Regions from separate parts of the Homo sapiens genome. Here region 2 is linked to region 1. A link is an interaction called in ENCODE POLR2A ChIA-PET data of the cell type or tissue named here. Cell type or tissue: MCF 10A. All regions are shown on one strand. Region 1 overlaps ERGIC1 (endoplasmic reticulum-golgi intermediate compartment 1). Region 2 has its middle 38 kb from the start of DUSP1.

Region 1 (2,500 bases):
TGCTCTGTAATCCTGATTTAGAAATCCTCTTATATGAAACCACTGTAATCCACATCTGGTTAGACAATTGGAAAAGTTCATTGAAAGGAGAAATAATAAAAATGGCATCCATCCCTTAAATGTTGTATGCCAACGTAAAACACATTCGACAATGACCCTGGGCTAAGGCTCTACCTTACAGAGAAACCTGTATCGGTGTTCCCCTCCATTTTCCTTACATAAACCAACCAAAAATCTTCAGTTGTTCCGTTCTCTGTCTCTCTCCCTCTCCACACCCACCTTCCCTCTTCCTCTCTCCCTCCCTCCCTCTCTCTTTCTCTCTTTTTTGAGACAGAGTTTCACTCTGTCACCCAGGCTGGAGTGCAGCGGCTAGATCTTGGTTCACTGCAGCCTCCACCACTCCCCCCACTTCCCCCCCGCCGCCCCTGCCCCCACCGCAGCCTCCCAGGTGGCTGGGACTACAGGCCACCACGCCCACTAATTTTTGTATTTTTTCTATAGAGACGGGGTTTCATCATGTTGCCCAGACTGGTCTCAAACTCTTGGGCTCAAGCAATCCTCTCACCTCAGCCTCCCGGTGCTGGGATTATAGGCGTGAACCATCGCGTCCGGCCTCCCAAATCTTTTACAGTTGTCTTGTTCACTTCTCATTCAGCAGCATTTTGAGTTGGGAGGGGTAACAACTCACCTTAATCAAGTCTCTCTAAAGCATTCAACTTAGTTTTACTAGGTTCATTTCTTGTAGCTCATTGGTTTAACTAATAGTTCCCCAAATCACATCCTACCAGTATAAAAGCACAACTGGTATAAACACGTTTGGGAACACACATAACTCAAGTATCAGGATGTAAGAGCGAGAGCATGGGGAGAGTTAAGAATTTCTCACAGACTGATTCCCTCCCACATTCATCCCTGGTGTGTTTATCCGTGTTAGGGCTGTTCTGATGAAAGTCTTGTAGGACTTGGCAGCAAGATGGGAAAGATCCATGGAAGTCCATTGCTCATAGCTGATGATGATCTCTCATTGCTGAGCTTAGGGTTGAAAAAGGAGTGCCAGGTCCTTTGAAATCAAGAAGAATTTATGAATCACCTTTCATTTATGGAGCCCTTAGCTCAAAGCTCTAAAGTTAGTCTTTTCTCAAGATTATATCCTATTTGGGAATGCTCATAATGGTCCAATCACCATTTGTGAAAACTTACTGTGTACCAGCAATAAACACTCTTCTACATAGACAATCTCATTCTAATATAATTTCTGTGCACGTTATAGATTCTATTTCTGAAACAGCCCTATGTGGTAGTTTTATTACTATCCTCATTTTCACCCAACAAATCTGAGGCACTGAGAGGTTAAGGACCTGGACTGAAGCTGCACAGCTAGAAGGTGACAGACCCAAGAACATTCTGTAGGGACTCAATAAAGGAATGACTTAATCTAAGGGGGCTTGACTTTCTTTCTTCTTTTCTTTTTTTTTTTTTTGAGACGGAGTCTCGCTTTGTCCCCCAGGCTGGAGTGCAATGGTGCGATCTCAGCTCACTGAAACCTCTGCCTTCCAGGTTCAAGCGATTCTCCTTGCCTTAGCCTCCTGAGTAGCTGGGATTACAGGTGCCTGCCACCACGCCCAGCTATTTTTTGTATTTTTAGTAGAGATGGGGTTTCACCATGTTGGCCAGGCTGGTTTTGAACTCCTGACCTCAGGTGATCCACCCGCCTCTGCCTCCCAAAAGTGTTGGGAATACAGGTGTGAGCCACTGCACCTGGCCAAAGGGGGTTTCACTTTTTTTTTTTTTTGAGATGGAGTCTCGCTCTGTCGCCCAGGCTGGAGTGCAGTGGCACGATCTCGGCTCACTGCAAGCTCTGCCTTCTGGGTTCATGCCATTCTCCTGCCTCAGCCTCTGGAGTAGCTGGGACTACAGGCGCCCGCCACCACACCTGGCTCATTTTTTGTATTTTTAGTAGAGACGGGGTTTCTCCATGTTAGCCAGGATGGTCTCGATCTCCTGACCTCCTGATTGGCCCACCTCGGCCTCCCAAAGTGCTGGGATTACAGGCGTGAGCCACCGTGCCTGGCCGGGGTTTGACTTTCTGATCATCCTCACAGATCTCCTTTTCAACTCTTCTACCTTCTCTCCTCTAGAAGTGAATTCCATTCTGGCTGTGATTCCAGCCTTTGGGTCACCCAGCCCCAGTCAAGGTAGAAAGAATCACACCATAATATTTCTGAAAATCAGCCTTTTAATCTAGTTGAACCCAACGAGTGGGGAAAGAACTAAAACATTTTTTTCCCTTCAGATTTTGATTATAAGAATAACGGGTCAGAGGTGTCTCTTCCATAGGAAACTGACATCCCCTATGTCCTCAGAGTTGTTTTTTTTTTTTTCTTCAAAAAAATGCATAAAAGAATTTCAACTCATGTGCATGCCACACATTTCCATCCCCACCCCACCCTGCCCCACCCTCTACAGGCACACATATTCACACACCAAAGGGACTCCTTCC
Region 2 (2,500 bases), 220 kb after region 1:
AAGTGATTTGTGCATTTCATACATAAAATTAAAAAAGAATATAATTTTGGGTGGAAATAAGCACTTTAAAAAGCTAAGGAGGTGGCTGGGCGTGGTGGCTCACACCTGTAATCCCAGAACTTTGGGAGGCCGAGATGGGTGGGTCACCTGAGGTCAGGAGTTCAAGACCAGCCAGGCCGCCAACATTGTGAAACCCCGTCTCTATTAAAAATACAAAAATTAGCCAGGTGTGGTGGCCGGCGCCTGTTACCCCAGCTACTTGGGAGGCTGAGGCAGGAGAATCGCTTGAACCTGGCAGGTGGAGGTTGCAGTGAGCCAAGATTGCGCCACTGTACTCCAGCCTGGGCAACAGAGCAAAACTCTGTTTCAAAAATAAATAAATAAATAAATAGGAGGGAAGCAATAAAGAAGAGACTAAGGTATATATGTCACACACACACATACACACACACACACAGCCTAGTCCCCTCTTCATCTGTTTTCTTAGTTTTTTTCAAAGTGCTCATTTCCACCTGAAATTATACTCTCTGATAATTTTATTTATGAAATGTATAAATCAATTGTTTCTAAGCTTCACAATATTGCCTGTCTCACTGAATGACAGCACAAATATCGTCTGCAGGAGAGAAGGAAGGAAAAAGGAAGAAAGGAAGGAGGGAAGGAAGGGAGGGAGGGAGGGTGGATCAGATCTGGCTGGGCAGAGACAGCAAGGAGGGGAGAGGTGAGCCCGTGCGGGGATATCTGGGGAACAGCCTGGTCTGGCTGGCTCAGAGAGGGTGCAGGGCACTGTGGGACATGAGGCTGGGGGATGACTTTTGGAACAAAATGTGTGGAGCCTTAAATGCCAGAAAAGAGAGCTGTGGAACCAAGGGGCAGATATGCGTTTTTGACCTTAAACCTTTTTCCTCACCCTGGAAGGCAAGTTAGTGTCTAGAAAGAACAGCGGATTCCTCAGGGTCCAGTCCTGTAGAGCTGCTCATATTCCAGCCTCCAGCCCACAGCCGGGGAGGGTGTGGACTCGGGGAGCTGGGGCCAGGGAGGAACTTGCAGCGTAACACCCTCTGGAATGCTGTGGCTGCAATTAACTCGCTCCAGATTCACTCAGTTCCCGTCAGAACATGAAACCAGAGGGAAAAAACCCATGAGGCCCGGACTGATCAGCACAGAACTTAGCAACCGCACAACAAGCTGCAGCTGACCCGTCCCTGGAGCTGAGGTGCTTTCCGGCCAGGCCCAGGGGTTAGGAGCTGGGAGCTGATCTGCTGCTTCTGGCTGGCTTGAGGAGCCCGAGGCCCACCCCAAGACCTCAGGAGGTCCACCTGGCCGGCGCCAGTTGGGTGAAGCTGTGGCTCAGGCTGGACACAGAACCACAAGGGCTCCTGGGAATGGCTTCACTTCCCCATTCCACCACGTGGAGAGACTGAGAAGGGTATTGTTGGCTGGTCCCTGCTCCCAGACTCAGTCACCCTGGACATCCTGGTTTGCTCTGCTGGTTCATGGGTTCACTAGCTCCACACCCTTGCCAGGAGCCCACAAGGGAATCTGGGACTTCAGAGTTTTAGCAATATCCCAATCATCCGGGCATTTCTCAGTGACTCACAGCCTCCCATCTGCTCCATCATTACATCTGGAGGGCCAGGAGCTTGGCCAGCTCCTGACCCAGTTCCTCCATCCTGCCTCCTCTCTCCCAGGCCAGCTTCACACTTACTGGGCCGGCGTGATTGTACCATAAAATATCTCAAGCATATGGAAAAGTTCAGAAAATCATGTTTCGGCCAAACAGCCGTCACTCCTGTTTAATCCTTAATGATCTGCCTGATTTGTTTCAGGGGGTGATGGTGGGGTGTCCCCAGGCCTGTCTGGGGAGGAAGCCCACCAGCAGAGCTAGAGAAGGCTCTGGAAGGGGCAGTATCTTTGTGTGCATTCCAATGCCTATCACATCCGTCGTGGATGTCTAGCAGGTCTCTGACAATAGGCCTGGCATCATAGTAGGTCCTCAGGGAGCAGTGGTTTTCCTGATAGTGTTGCGTCCCACCTGAAAGCCAGTGAGGCAGGCAAGTAGTCTGCAAATGAGGAAAGAGAAGCCCAGATTGGGGCTCAAGGTCACTCAGCCAGAAAGGGGACCAGGACAACGAGCCAAGGCCTTGTTGGGAGCAGAGCGATGACAGCCACTGATGGGCCCCTCTTCCCCCAGTGCCATCCCTTCCTGGGGGTACATGGAGGAGGGCCATCTCCAGGATGAGCCCTTCGGAGGGGAGGCTGAGGGCACCATCCAGCTGGAGAGCAGGGCTTGTGGGAGAAATGGCCTGGATTTCTCTGATGCAGCCATTTGGGGGATTGGAGGCAGAGGCTTCTCCAGGGATGGGGGTCTCCAGGCTCGCTCTGACGACCCCTCCCTCCCTCTGCAGCATCTGTAGTTGGGTCTGCTTGAAACTGCTCCTCGCCCTGCCCGAGTGACGGGGAGTCAGAACAATCTCTTTACAGCTGGGGGCCCAGAGGA

Evidence for each region. ChIA-PET counts read pairs that join two places held together with the same protein. Peaks named below come from ENCODE experiments on the same cell type or tissue, not always from the same donor. Only the 100,000 strongest peaks of a DNase experiment are listed, where the experiment ranks them.
Region 2: POLR2A ChIA-PET joins it to region 1 with 6 read pairs; 5 of 35 experiments call an interaction of 5 or more read pairs at or near these places.

Annotation. Positions count from the first base shown.
Region 1 is chr5:172,952,402-172,954,901 of GRCh38, reverse strand. ERGIC1 (endoplasmic reticulum-golgi intermediate compartment 1) reads right to left here. Exons shown (of 10, transcript NM_001031711.3): 10 at 2,219-2,500. RPL26L1-AS1 (RPL26L1 antisense RNA 1) reads left to right here. Exons shown (of 4, transcript NR_026682.1): 4 at 1-120. It also overlaps a transcript of RPL26L1 not described here. Among named protein-coding and RNA genes, the nearest start is that of RPL26L1-AS1, 5.7 kb to the left of the region's middle. In MCF 10A, no CTCF peak of the experiment used is centred here; a DNase peak (open chromatin) is centred at 971.
Region 2 is chr5:172,732,376-172,734,875 of GRCh38, reverse strand. No RefSeq gene overlaps it. Among named protein-coding and RNA genes, the nearest start is that of DUSP1, 38 kb to the left of the region's middle. In MCF 10A, a CTCF peak has its summit at 1,530; DNase peaks (open chromatin) are centred at 1,085 and 1,555.